Regions from separate parts of the Mus musculus genome. Here all the other regions are linked to region 2. The links are chromatin loops, found by intact Hi-C in ENCODE. Cell type or tissue: left cerebral cortex. All regions are shown on one strand.

Region 1 (5,000 bases), 970 kb after region 2:
CTTTTCCTTAGATGTCACCCTCTTCTAACTCTCAAAACAACTGTTTCCTTTTCTTCCCAGGCAAATCTTTGGTACCAGCACTAATACTATCATGTGTATCTCACACCATGTAACAGGGTTTATGAAGCATATCAAAAATCCGTTGATCCGCACAATGATTCATAAAAATTCCATAGTCCCCCTACAAGGCCAAATGCCATCACCTTGAAAACTGCAGATCACAGATGCCAAATGACTTCTAATTTGGTGATTGATGCACCATTGCTATGTGCCCAGAGTTGACAACTGGAGTCTTAGACACCAGGCTATGAGTTTAATAAAGTTCTTTGTGATGACACTTTTAGAAAAGCTGTCATCAACCCCAACTGATTCTTTAATATATATATTTGCCTCCTGAATTCTAACCACCAGCTACCATGTGTGAATGAGCTATGACCTTGTTTCCAGTAAAGGATATCTCACTCTCCATGTGTTATCTGGGAGTCTCCACCATGGTAAAGTGTTCTATTGGTTCCTGTGGTACCTTGTAGCCTCGAATGAATTAATCCCACTGGAGTTATAAAAAAGAGCTGGTCCTAGTATGGTAACAAAACAAAAGATTATTTTTCTTGCAGAAGATAAATGGAAGTGTTTTATAAATTACAGAGCAATGTGTAAGTAGATCCATACACCTTGCATATCAGGCCTGCATGATAAACGGATTATGAATGATCTAAAGAGTGAATTGGGTTTTCTTACCTACATTTTTGTGAGTAATAATTTATCAGAAAATGTTGCAAATTGGCAAAATCTTCTTCACTTTTTTTTTTCAATGCAGCCTAGGGGATCCATCCAGGGACTTGACACCAGGGACTTGACATCAATTAGACAAATAACGTGTACATGTTTGTTAGAATTTCAGCTGTGGTTTTGCCCTTACTGTCTTTTCTACCAATGATAAGCTGTTGAGTTCTAGTGGGAAATTTCAGTATGCAATTGCCTTTCAACTAAGATGTATCAATAAATGCACATATTTAAAGGCATACACACATATGTATACAGTCATACTTATGAACTTTCAAAGGTAACCTGTTTGAATTTAAGTAACTAGCATGTTTCTAAAATGAGAAAATTATGTTTTCAGTTAATAAAGACCTAGTGATGTAGCTATGTCTTCTTCTGCCCTTTAATAACTCTTGATAATGTAGTCTATCTTCTTTTTTCTACCTCTATTCAGTATTTCCAGACAGCAATAGCATGGAATTGGAGTGTTTTGTTTGTAATAATAGCAAAGGCCATATGTCTTTATAAGTGACTTAAATATAGATTTGGAACCTATGAGATTTGGGTCAAGGCTGAACTCTGACTTAAATTTCAGGCACCATTTTGATTGAAGTATCAACATAATGCACTTTGATCATCTTTGCACCCCCTTTTATACCCTGCCATCTTCTACTGGAAATTTTAAATGTTTGACATACCTTCAGATCTTTATGTCTCCTCCACCTAGTTTTAAAAACATGGAAAGTTGTAACATCACTCTGAAAATAAACTGAATTAAGTTGCTTTGTACTGCTCTGACCTTCCATTGATTTTCTTTTCTTTTTGGGTCAGTAATTCTCAATGAAAAGAAAACTTCCCCTTCTTCTGGTGTAGACAAGTATACTCTTGTGCAGTGACCCTCAACCCTACTCCAGAGACTTGCCCAGGCTTACAAGAGCATTTTCCAACAATTGATATCTTCTCAAAATTTAGAACACTAACAGACCCTTAAATGAGAAAACTACTGATTTTCATTCTCCATCAAGTTTCTAGAAAGCTTACAGAGTCCTCTCTGAAGCAGAGAACACAACAGGAAGAAGAGTCTCATTAGCTCAATTCATGATGATGTCTTGTCCAGCATGCATCCCAACGAGGCATTCTAGCTATCGCCAGGAGTTGAGAAGTTGTTAATAGTTGATTTCTTTTTATAAGATCCCAGAATAGGATTAACTGGAATTACAGACAAGCCCCCAAGATAAGCTAGCTAGAGTGGACCTGACTGCTGGGGGTATGTGGGTTTGGTCAGGATTCTGTATAACAGAAAGCTTTAGAAATCAATCTTACCATGCCAAATAAAGGGAAGCCAGCTAATAATGCCCACCAAGGAATTAATAGCCTCCATCTTAAGCTCTGTGAGTTTCTTACTGTCCTCTTCCCCTATCTATAAGGACACACTGACGTGTGCTTTTGAATGGAAGCGTTACCATCTCTTTCCCGGAGACCTTAAACTCAAGAAACTGAAAACATGCAGAAAATTGCTGACAGGAGCAGGTTAAACAGATCTAACTAAGTGCTGTGGACTCATTCTGCGAGGCTGTAGCACCATCTACTGTCTGAGATGTCATCCTTCTTTTACAGTGAAGCCTGGGTGTGAATGAGCATGGGTGCTCAAGTGTTATTTTGCTTGTAGGCAAGCCAAAAGCTTTGTCTTCAAATTCATTGTTATTGTCTCAAGAAATCTGTGCCATTTCTTGTGGAGTCTAGCAAAATGCTCTCTTATTTTGTAGCATGAGATGCAGTAAATGCCCCCCCCCAACCAAGACTGTATTTCTTTAATCAGCAAAGAGCTCACAGTGCCTTATTTTTGTGTTGCTTATGATGTGAACCACTCTATTTTATTGAGATTAATGAGACTCTTTGGGAACCCTTTTGCCCAGTGACTCATGGGGGAATTACTGATGTGTTGTAAGTGAAAGAAACACACTTATAATTCCTCCTTCCTCAACAGAAAAAAATATCTAATCATTACTTGATGTAAATGTGTATGAATCTTTTTTTTTAATGTTCCATCACAATCGAAGGGATGTCATGGAGTGGTTCTAATTATACTTTAACTTAAAGATGTTCTTTTATTTAATTTGTCATTGAGAAGCATTTTTGAATATCCTTTTAGATTGTCATTTCTTTTAAACCATGAAGAAAGCTTGGAAAAGAAAATGTCAAACCGAGGTGATATATTTAGCCAATTCTCCACCCCATTCCTAGTTACTTACTTGCTAGTCTGATTTAAAAAGAGTATTCTTATTGATCATAGAGGCTTGTAGACCTTCAGAAAATTCTTTGCATTTAGAAAGACATCCCAGCAGAGAGACCCCATGACTCCAACACTGTGCAATTCTAAAAGCAAGAGGTGTGCTTTCCCTGGTGGCATACAAGAGTAAGAGTAAGTGGGTGTACGAGTATGAATGATTTTCAGACAAGTTATAACTTCTTCTTAAAAACAAACAACTTGATCACAATAGTTGAGCCAAGACTTTAGAGACAACCAACTGTGTTGGGGTGTCCTTCAAACAATTCTATTCTTGTAGTAAGTAAACACTCTCTGCTCCACATTGGAACCCGGAAAATTCACTAACCTTGATAATCACAAGAGTGATTGCTGTACAACAAACTTGCCACCCTCGGTTGGCTGGTGACATTTCTATTTCTGCCAGTCACTCTTATTAAACAGCTCTCTTTTGTATTTATTTTCTCAGCTCCTTGATAATGGACCATAAGTATTCTCTCAGAGGTGATTTACAAATTGCTTTACAAAGGAGTCTCCAGTTTCTATTCAGCCTGACTGGGGTGTTTTGTTTTATATCTCATTGCTCAGAGAACCAAGGCACCAATTAAACACCTGGATTCAGGAAAGGGTTTACACACTGCTGCCCTCTTTAGGTCACCAGGTTGAAAAAACCTATAGGACAGTGAGTGTCCTGCACTCCTCCTCAGGCCCCTCTGCCCCCCACCCCCACCCCGCATGCAATGCCTGTCATGCAAATGAGGGCAATTCTGATCAGTCAGCATTCCTTTCTTGCTTGTCTAAGGAACCTTCTCTTTGCTTTTCATTGGGCAGCTTTCATTTTGTCCTTTTGATGTTTATGGCTTTCGAGGAGTGGAGCAACTGTCGGAGCCGGGCAGAGTTAGGAGAGCTTTACTCAAAGGGAGTCTTTAATTGGTTACCATGTGGTGAATGAAGGTGATCTAGATTTGTAGGCTAGCCTTGCTCAGGTAAAATGGAGAATCTGCTGCCAAAGAGGCAGAAGACCCTACATCCTTTGGGGGAGGGCTGTACTCTTTCTGATTCAGGATTCCACTGTAGAGATATTTTCTTTTCTTTCTTGTGATGTGATCATGTCTCTGTTTTCTACAGGTTGGGGTGGGAGCATGGAATTTGTACCTGTAAATAGCAATAATAAAACAAAGTGAAAAAGGAAAACTTGCATGGATTTCTCAAGGAATACTTTCATACTTCATCCATCTCATGTGCCCTTTCAGTTCTCCATCAGAAGGGGTTATTTCCTCTAAGTAGCTCTAAGAGAGTAGTGCAAATTAAGCATGTGCATGGGTGCTCTGTGTGTGTGTGTGTGTGTGTGTGTGTGTGTGTGTGTGTGTGTGTATACACTCAACATGCTCATTTTTACTGACATCATCTTATACAACACAAACGACACATGCTCAAGAGTTAGTGTGAGTGTTACAGTGTAGAATATAAGACAGTGGCCAAGTAGTGGCACAGTCCTGTTATTTTAACACTCTAGAAGCTGAGGCAAAAGGGCAGTACCAGTGCAGGCCAGGCTGTATAGAAGAACACTATTCCAAAAACGAAAGAAAGAAAGAAAGAAAGAAAGAAAGAAAGAGAGAGAGAGAGAGAGAGAGAGAGAGAGAGAGAGAGAGAGAGAGAGAGAGAGAGAAAGGGAGAAAGAAAGAAAGAAAGAAAGAAAGAAAGAAAGAAAGAAAGAAAGAAAGAAAGAAAGAAAGAAGAAAGAAAGAAAGAAAGAGAGAAAGAAAGAGGGAGGGAAAGAGGGAGGGAGGGAGGGAGGAAGGAAGGAAGGAAGGAAGGAAGGAAGGAAGGAAGGAAGGAAGGAAGGAAGGAAGGAAGGAAGGAAGGAAGAGAGGAAGAAAGACCATACAAATAATGACCCAACAGAGTTCAATAATTAGAAAATGAATTCTGTTTCATTTATTTAAGGATGAATAGGTCTCTAAAAGCTAAG
Region 2 (5,000 bases):
ATGCTGAGCGAAGCCTGCTGATATATTCCATCCGTGTCTCCAAAAAGTCGAAAGCATTTCAAGTGCTGATTTCCCTTAAGAGTTATCAGACCTCATTCAGATTGGTTTAATGAGTGTAAGGGGTGACCTTGTGTCCAAATAGATACTCTCATATTAAACTATCTGGAGCTTAATCTGAACATATATGTGCAAATATTTTGGAGGGTCCATGAGGGTTATTGCAATGCTCTGCTAAGGTGCTACTTAGACTAAATGGGTAGGGGGAATTTTCCACTGCGCTATAATGATGGTTATTTGCAAATGACATGAGTACCAGTAATTCATTCATGCACTAATACAAAGCTGGGTCCCTGTACAGTGGTATTGAACTCTCTGCTGGTGGTGATAATTGATTCATTTTGAACATTTCCCCCCAGAGAATCCCAATCACAGGTTCTCTGAGCAAGGAACTGACACTTAGCTGGGGGTCCCAGATATACAGGGACACACACGTGTGAGGATGTTGTCTTCAAAATAAGCCACTTCCATCTCCTGGCAGAGGCTGATTCTCTTAGGAACACTCCCCAATCAGGAGAGCTTCAGTGAGAAGCTGGCTTTCTTGGCAGAGGTAGCTTTGCTTCTTCCCTGCAGGATGGAAAATCGGGACTGGATTATTGCTTTTATTTTAAACTAGATGCAGGCCACTGGAAAGAAAGATCCCCAGCCCCCAGCTTATCAGTTAGCTGACATCCCAGCAGCCCGACCCAGATCTGTCTCTCTAGATACACACTGGTTTCCTTACTAGATGGTCATCTCTTGAGCAGATACTAAGTCATGGTCATATTTGAGCTTCCTTTCATTTGCTAGAGTACAAAGCCTCCCACACAGTCACAGTCATGAGAAAGAATTAAAGGTAAGAGAACGAACGAATGAAACATTTAGAGCTGAAATTCAGGGACACAGTCACGGGAGTTTTCTCATACTGGTCACAACACTTAGAAAATTATTTCAATTTTACTCCTGCTGAAGGAGCAGCTTGGCAGTCTTTCTCCTCTCCTTTTTGTACTGGCCTTAATTATATATTGAGCTTAAAATGTCATGATACCATGTTTTCTCAGCATATGCTGAGTGTATGAGTACACAAAAGAAGGTTTTTCTCCTAAGCTAGGCAGTTTTTGTTATCAGCGTTTGCTGACTATCCTATATAAAAGTTATATCTATCTCTCTATCTATCTATCTATCTATCTATCTATGAATCTGTGTGTGTGTGTGCGCGCGTGCGTGCGTGCACGCACATGCACTTGTGTGTACCTGTGACTTAGTTAAAAATAGAATATAGACTATGGATGTTTGGGTGTAAGAAGGAAACAGAGGGATTCTGGAATGTAGTGAGAGGACATATACAGGACAAAATACTCAATACATATATGTAAAAGCAATAATTAATCCACTTGTTTTGTATGCTAGTTATAAAAGTTAATCTAAAAATTACAAAAAGAGAAATATGTATGTATATATAATATACTTTATTAATATATACATATATATAGTATAAAGTAAAGCAATGCAGTAAAAGTTATCAGAATCATGGATCAGGCAGGTGCATCAAACTTACTAGAAACCATTCATTTTTAATAATTCACCAGGGAAAATACACTACCAAGTTTTCTTTTCTGTGAAATTTCCTTCCCATGAGAGAAGGGGAGGGGCTTAAGTCTGTCTCTAGATTTAAGTACTTTGAAAATGAGGTCAGGGGCTCTTTCTTCCAGCATTAACTTCAGAAACCGTGAAACACCTGTAATAGCTATTCCCTCATTAACATTTGCTCATTTTTCAAGAATGAATTATGTTAAAAATCAAAACCAATAATAACCCAAAAGTGAGACTAAAGATACAACAAAATCACTTATATCAATTAAGGAGGTTGCCGCATGTGTTTAGAGGAGTGGAGTGTTTGCTTACTACAGTAGTTTAAAAATAGTTTTCCAGTTAACATCTTTCCCACATAATGGAGATGTCAGGGTAGGTTTGTATGATTGTGTAAATGGTCAGAAGTTGTTTATGTAGCTCTGATCTGCTGAGACATGCACTGGAAGGCTGGGGTTTTGTAAAATTCCCGGGGGGCTTTGTTTCCACCCAGGGAGAGAAAACTCAGTCTCTCTTGGGATTACTGTAAATGGTTTCCAGATGTGCTCCACTGAGTTGCCTCCCCTCTGCCTTTGCACAGGGATCAAGGGGGCTCAGACTTCCTTCCCAGTCTCGATGTCTACTTCAAAATTTAGAGTTGGGATGAAGGGAGCCATTTCTGCAAGGAAACGTAGAGCCCTGTGTAATGACCACAGGACTGTCATTAACTGCTACACCTGCTTTTGAATAACGACGCTTTTAGTATGCCCCCATACACCACATATTGATCCTTGTACCTATTTTATCGCAAGTGTTTCCTCTTCCCCCTTCCCCCTTCTGTGCTCATTCAGCCTCATTCAGCTTGAATGTCTGTTGCTCCGGTTAAGACACCAGCTCCTGTCCTTATCACTGTCTGGCCGATGTCCTTGACCTAAGAATAAGCAAATAAAACCGACCCTAAAGCCATCTCTGTCTAGTCCACTACTACCGCTCATCCCAAACCCATGCGAAGCGATTCTCAGCCCAGAGGTGGTATTCCCGGCCACACCACCTTAAAGATCCTCCGGATTCCGACTGTGCAGGAAGCCAAAGGCCGGTCGCACCTCCTAGTTCCCCAATACTCCGGTGGCAAAGGAAGATGCCATCCTCTCTTTGTACCCTAGCACAAACACACCCTTTATGTCCCTCTCCAGGAACCAGACAGAGCTAGTCATGTCCAACAATGCCCCCTTTACCAGTGTCCCGCGTGGGTACTCGGGGTCGCCTCCCCAGGGCAGGGCGGTGCAGGTGCTACGCCTAAGGGTCCACTGCCTCTGGTGGCTCACTGAGCATGCCCAGCTCCACTGAGCGCTCCCCCCCGCCCCCGCCCCCGCCCTCCCCTTGTCTCGCCCCCTCCCTATGAGTCTTCCGCTAGTGGCTGCAAAGGAACCGCTGCAGCCTGAACTCAGGTGCGCCGGGTTTTGAGAGCTGCCACCAGCACAGGGAGGGAGAGGAACGCGCGGCAGCCACAGAGCACAAGGTTCATAACCAGGATTGGTCGCAAGTAGGGAGCTTTTGCCACTCCGCCGGGACCTTCGGACGTTGGCGGTGGAGCAAGCCCAGTTCTCCTAGGCGCTGTGCTTGGGTAAGTCCAGCCCGACTCTGGAGCGCACTGTCCCAGGCACCCTGGTCTGTGGCTTGGGATATAAGAGCATGGTCCTTAAGGGCTAGGGATGGACAGATTAGTACCCAGGGTTGTCGCTCCTGCAGGGCTGTCCGGGAGGCTGCGAGGAGGTGAGAAAACTCTACCTGGCATGTAGCAGTCCCCCATCCCCTGGATGACACTGTTACCTCACGGCGACCAGTTTTCTCCTTTATTACTGCGAAAAGAAGTTTGTTGCGTTGCCTTACGACCGCCAACCGAAGAGCCTATAGCAGAACATGCATCCAGAACCTTTAAAATCAGCGTCTTCAGCTGGGTCACGCGATTGCCCTCTCTGTGCGCCTTTGCTCCGTGGGCGCCTTCTTGCCTTTTCTTTTTCTTTTCTTTTCTTTCTTTCTTCTTCTTTTTTTTTCTTTTTTTTTCTTTCTTTTTTTTTTTTAATGCTGTGGGTACCTGGGTATCCATACCCTTTGGGTGCAACCCTTAGTATGAGCAGATGAAGTTGGGCTGAAATTTGAAGGGACTTGGACATCAGGGCTCCGGAGACTGGGACTCATGATAGAGTGATCCCTTTTGAAACGCTCCTTTTTGGAGTGCCCACACAGTGCATGGTTCTTTGCAAAGCACAGTGATTGTTTCGCACTGAACAACACTGACCAGGTCTCTTGTGTTGTGGAGGGCACTTGACAGCTTGTAGGTGCAGCATGTATTTCCAATAGCTTATGGGGAGGGGAGGGTGTTCAGTTTCTTTGGGGAAGGCAAAGGTAACTAACTGCATCTTAGCCGCTGCTGTACAAGCAGCAAGAGAGATGGGCTTCAGGCATCCCTTAAATGCCAACCCTTAACCCTTTTGCTCTCAAAATTCTTCCTTCATTTCTGCTCTTTACCTTTCTCTAGTGTCTATATATTTACTAAAACTGAAAGGCGTGGGCTAGGTGGACACAGGTAGGCTCCTCAGTCTCCTTAACCAAGCAGAACCTGATGCATGAACACATTCTGTAGCACAGTGCTCCTGCTGTTGCAAGGATGCTGCGGAGAGCATTGGGAAGATAAGGTGGCTGGTTTGTGAGCCTCAGGCACTAAGTTCCCTTGGCAAAGGTTTGCGGAGGTTGTGACCTGGTTAATCAGTGTAACTGATAATCCTGGCAGTGTGGAGTGCCTGGAGGATGGCAGGCCAGATCTTGGTGGCACCTTACAGGATTGTTTGTAAGGCAGGTCCTGTGAGTCCCCTCGCTGAACTTTTTCTAGTTTCCTACAGGAACCAATACGGGGGCGGGACTTGTTTTTCAGAATACAGGTACTTTTTAATTGCGTGGGCATTTCCAGTAATTTACGGTGACGGGCGCTGGATGTTTCAAGGAACAAACACAACAGGACTGATTCGTTTGGACACCTACATAGAATAATTTGAAACGCGCTTTGAGCGCTTAGATGCTTTGGCATACGGAGCTCTTTGGTTCTTGCTCCTTAGCACAGTAGGAGCACAAGCAGCTGTAAATGGGGGTGGGGGTGGGGTCGGGGGATTCCTAAGCAATGTTTCAAGCTTTCCTGGGGAGCAGGCTTTATCTGTCTCTGTTCAGGGGTTTGAAAAAGAGCATCACATCAGACTACAGACATGCCTTGGGTGATCAAGAGCCAACTCAGATTTCTCTCTATATCTGCTCCTGGCGCCTTCATCTAGAGTTCATTCAGAGCTGGTTGGGAATTTCCACTAGTTTGTAGGCAGTAGGAAACATAGCTGAGTTTCAAAAAC
Region 3 (5,000 bases), 190 kb before region 2:
AACTCAGTAACAGAGACTCATTGAGACTTTTCTAGTGTTTGTTCAGTATACCATACACTTTGAAATAACCCAAGACTTGTTGAAAGAAACATGATAGAATCTCAAAAATGTTTTAAATTGAATTATAATATAAAATTTATTTACCAAGCCATGTGAAATGTATGTAAAAGAAAGCACACAAGAAATTTATAGTTTTTATTGAATGTATTCAAAATGAAGGAGCATTAAAAATTTGGGACCTTTGATTAAAACCAGATAAGACCAGCATTTGAAACTTGCACAAAGTAGAAATAGAGAAAATAATGCACATACCAAACCATAAATCTATCAAGTAGACAATATATGCATAATAGATAAAAGTAACAGAGGCAACGTTAGCTCTTTGAAAATATTTTCAACTGTCATTCTCCAAATAAGGTGAGTCTAGAAAGAATACAAATCATATGTTGATGAAATGAAAAAGAAAAACATCACTATGGATCCCTTTAACTTTGAAAAGAGTTTGAATATATTAAACATTGCTTGGATATTCAAAAGAGAGAATATTCTGAGCTACCTGAAATGATTACTATCTTGATCAAGGTGGACTTACATTGCAGTCTCACACTTTACAGGATATGTCATACCTTCATGATTTTTAAGAAGGAATTATTTGAGCTGTTTAAATCTCACAGTTCCTGATGCCACATTCTTGTAGCTGTGTTGGGGGAGCCTGCTGGGAAATCTTGTCTGACTCTTGTTGGCTTCTCAGTACTGCACACATATCTTGCCTGATGATTTATACTGTGGAGTCTCTGATCTTCATGACTCCTGACCAGTTTCCTATAAGTGTAACCACCCCCAACTTTATCCTGCATTACATACTCTTCCCAGCTTGTCCAATGATAAAAATTAGTCGGTCCACAGATTTAATGTAAAGACTACTCCAGTCAGTAAGTTCCTACCTGACAGTTAGATAGTTCCTATCTAACCAGTTATCAATAAATTTGTCTATATCTTATTCTTTTGCTCTCTCACATTTCCTCCTTTCCTTCCTGCCAGTGACTTTATTCTTCACCCAAATTTAGAATCAGTGTCCTAGGTGGTATAATTAATTACTAGTTTGATTAATTATTCAACTTGTCCCACTTCTCCTCCCTCTCTTGCTAGATCTACCTGGCATCCTACTTAGTTTTAGGACAGAAAGCTTGAAAAGAGTTCAGGAAAAACAAGCAAGATAATTTTAGTGATACAAAAGTACAAGAGGAATAGTTTCATCAAGGAACGTGTGTATGGATTGTGTGTGTGTGTGTGTGTGTGTGTGTGTGTGTGTGTGCATGTATGTATGTGTTTCACCTGCAGTAGAATTATAATTGTGATAGGAGGAAGTATAATTCATTGGTAATTTTAAGTGTTAAGTTATTGAGGGGAGTTATACTGAATTTGTTGGAATAAACATATATCTTAACTATTCAAGAAGCTAAAACAGGAGAAATAGACTTCAAAGACTAGATTACAAATGAATTCAAGTCAAGTTTAAACAACTTAGAAAGACTTTGCTTCAAAATAAAATATAAAGCAATGAGTGAAGACATGCCTTACGGGTACAATGCTGACACAGAATGCAGAAAGCTCTGGGTTCAATAGCCAGTACCTTCCCCCAACCCTTCCCTGGCAAACACAAGAAAAGGAACATGAATATATAATCCACTTTGTTGGTTTCCTTTATTATGTATTATTTTCAGTGCAGATTTTTCAAATCAGGACACACAATCTTACTACAATGGCTTCCCAATATATGTAATGGTATTTTAGGTAAATTCAATTCTTTCCATATCTATAATGATGTTCGTCAGAACTTTGCAAGTGTCTGCTTTTTCATCACCATTGCCACATAGAAGTAGAAAGTATGAACAAGAGGAATCAGGTGAAATGAAATCATGTTTGCATAACTTCATTAAAAACATGCATTATTCATTCATTTGCCATTTTTCTGAACACATGCTAAATACAAGGCTCTGCATCTCACAGCAGTAAATATGAATACTGTAATCCCCCTTTTGTTGAAATCCCCACTAGGATTTAGAGGCCAATGTAGAAAAAAGACCATTTTAAATCTACGTATCTTTTGATGAGACAGTACTAGCATGTGTTGTAGAGGCAATGATGAGATGCATGGAGAACAGTGTATATACAAATTTAGCTTTTCCATCAAAGCAGTGGTTTAGAAATAGATTGTTCTTGTAATGTCTACATCTTTTTTTTCCTCCTCAAACAGTTGAATAGTTTTATTCATTTTTTTCCCACTAAGGTGGTTTAATAAAACAAAGGTTTGCAGTGACATATTGTGATTTGATTCTCTCAGGGACATGTTGCTTAATGCACAAGGACGACTTCCAAAGCCAAAATACTTTGAGTGTCATTGTTTTTGCTACCAGCAGTTGTAACAATGCCAGCTCTTGGATTCCTTCTGTTTTAAAACAAGAACCTCATTGCAGTTAGCTTCTTTGCAGACAGACAATAGAAATAGCTACGAACATGATAAAAAGGAGAATGAGTATATCTAAGTAGGCGTATGTGTGATTCTTTTTTTCTTCTTTTCTGGCTGTATTGAAGATACGTGACTCTGAGGAGCATCAGAAATAGCGTACTTGATCAGACAGCTCCATTTCTGTTTTTACAGGAAGCAAGGGAAAGAAGTTACATTAAATTTTTTTCCAACTAGGCACAGTACTTCTTTAAAAGTATAAGTCTATAAAATTATTCAGGAAGAAATAAAGGTTCATTATCATTTTGTCCTGTGCAATGTGGCATTTGTTCTGTTTTATCAGGCTGCTTTGACAGTTCATCTGTCACATCCATGATCCAGTCCACTATGGATAGTTACTATGACTATACAGGTTTATAATTCTAATTTATACCTCTACTGAAAGCAATCTGTATCTAAGCATAGTACTTTTTCAAAAATTAAAAAAAAATAAGAAAGAAAGGAATTTATTATCCCTTTTATTAATTTGTCTTCAAATATAAAACTCTAGTCTGATTGAGAATTTACACAAGATCCTAGAATAATACAAATACTTACAAAGTCAAGTTTAAATTTAACATTGCTAATACCTGTCAAAAACAGAGATAGATGGCTTAAAGGCTACTTTCATTCTATTTAAAAGATCTGCATTCTTCGAAGAGAATAGACATCCAAACTCTGTTATAGTCACGTATTAGTGTGAATAGTATATGTGCCCACTTGTGTGATATACCAGGAAACAGGAAAACAAAAATGAAACCTACTGATTTATGTCATAATTCAACTTATATTCCAATTAGTGCTCATCAATAACACATTAAACACACACACAGCACACAGACAAGATATATAGTAACAATAGCAAAAGGACTTGTAAGTTACTTACAAATATAGCTGAACTTGATGGTAAGAGTAATGTCTAGAAATGTTTACTTCAATGGATTTTTTTTTTTTTTTAGTTAAAAAAAAGAGAGATATTAGAGCATTACACGTGCTCTGTTTTCTTTTTTGGGACTCAAATTTTCAATTCTCTTCAAGCTTTTGTCCTGATACTCGGTGGTGGTATTATTAATCTAAAAGTATGGCTTCCTATCTGTCTTACTTTACAAACAGTTCTACGAAATGAGTCATAAAATTACAAAAATGAATAGGCGAGAACATGCTACTCAGGAGTCCATAGACACCCTTCCAGAGTCTCTGAGTTGGCACAACCTAACAATTTCTACTGACATTCAGTATTTTTTAAATATTTGTCATCATTGATCAAATAACTCCTTTTCTCACAACGTAAACATACAGGGGGGAAAAAGGCTAACAATGGCTTTGATAGGACTTGAGTGAGCAAGTGAAAGGTGTCTTACTTTTGCCTTTTGTAGTCTATAAAAGGGCTCCAGGGAGTGAAGTAGAATATAAATCTGAGAGATGCCTTGAAGTTGTCTGGGTCTCACTTCTTCCTTCTTTGATGTCAGATGCCACCCATATTTGCATTTCTGTGATAAATGCAACAATACAAAACAAATCCAAATAATAATAAGAGGCTCATTTGAAGATTATCAGTACAGATAGGGGAGAACCTTAGCTTGTTGTCACTATACGTAGCACTACTCCATAAAAATATTGTTAAATATTTTCATCCACAGATCTCTTTGAGTAAAATGAACCCCAATATATCATGCCTCCCAATTATTTCTTTTGGCCTAATAATTATTAATAGCTCAGTTAAAAAAGATTTAGTTTCTTGAGCTGCCCTTGTAAATAATAAGAGGTGAAATTTATTTAGTACTTATTGTATCTTAGTTATTGTGCTATATAAATTACTTCCCATCCATACCTATTCTTTTTTTTTTTTTTTTTTTTTAGTTCCAAAAAACTTTAGTAGAGAGTTACTATTTTTTGTGCCTCCAGTTGTAGACAAAGAAAAAGGGGGAAAGAGTAGTTAACTAATTTGTCTCAGGTTATGCTGACAAGTGATAGAGAAAAGGTTATCAATCTCAGGCTCACCTTTTCCCTGGAAAGACAATTAAGAAATGATTTATTGCTGTTCTATTTGATGCCTAAGGGATCTCATACTTTACCAACCCACGAAGTTCAAAGTATTCCATAAAAATCACCGTTTAGACCTTGGGAATTCAGGAAGAAGATTATTATTATTATTGTTATTGCGGAGTGTCTAGTATTCTTTATGCAGTTTTACCTGTTACAAAGCTATTGGTGTTCCTATCACTAGACTTACATACACTTGGTATGAGTATATGTGTGAATGTCTATGGCTGTGTTATACACATATTCATGTGCTGAATGGGTGCTGATGTGCAAATGCATTTGCAAGCATGGGGAGGCCAGAAGTTACTTGTCCTTTTCCCTATTTCAAGACTATTTCTCAATGAACCTGGGTCACAGGATTTTCCCTGTCCAATTACATTAGTGCAGAGGAGGTCTGTGATTGGACAGGCAAAAGGGAGGAGGAGTTAAGAGTTGCTGGGAGAAGGGGAAA

Evidence for each region. Peaks named below come from ENCODE experiments on the same cell type or tissue, not always from the same donor. Only the 100,000 strongest peaks of a DNase experiment are listed, where the experiment ranks them.
Region 1: it touches region 2 in a loop (2.5-fold over the local background); 5 of 42 quality-filtered maps call a loop at or near these places.
Region 3: it touches region 2 in a loop (2.2-fold over the local background); 3 of 42 quality-filtered maps call a loop at or near these places.

The regions. Positions count from the first base shown.
Region 1 is chr6:106,643,382-106,648,381 of GRCm38, forward strand. All of the region lies in intron 15 of Cntn4 (contactin 4), which reads left to right. Among named protein-coding and RNA genes, the nearest start is that of Il5ra, 100 kb to the right of the region's middle. In left cerebral cortex, a CTCF peak has its summit at 2,357 (motif pointing left); a DNase peak (open chromatin) is centred at 2,344.
Region 2 is chr6:105,674,662-105,679,661 of GRCm38, forward strand. It overlaps Cntn4 (contactin 4), which reads left to right and starts at 3,084. Exons shown (of 26, transcript NM_001109749.1): 1 at 3,084-3,229. It overlaps Gm15631 (predicted gene 15631), which reads right to left and starts at 2,920. Exons shown (of 3, transcript NR_132434.1): 1 at 2,841-2,920; 2 at 2,403-2,536; 3 at 1-624. In left cerebral cortex, a CTCF peak has its summit at 2,874; DNase peaks (open chromatin) are centred at 659, 2,408, 3,024, 3,837 and 4 more places; H3K4me3 peaks cover 4,455 bases; H3K27ac peaks cover 3,669 bases.
Region 3 is chr6:105,481,101-105,486,100 of GRCm38, forward strand. Gm19757 (predicted gene, 19757) reads right to left here. Exons shown (of 3, transcript NR_040297.1): 2 at 3,868-3,996; 3 at 166-2,650. Among named protein-coding and RNA genes, the nearest start is that of Gm19757, 9.1 kb to the right of the region's middle. In left cerebral cortex, no CTCF peak of the experiment used is centred here; a DNase peak (open chromatin) is centred at 2,445; H3K27ac peaks cover 177 bases.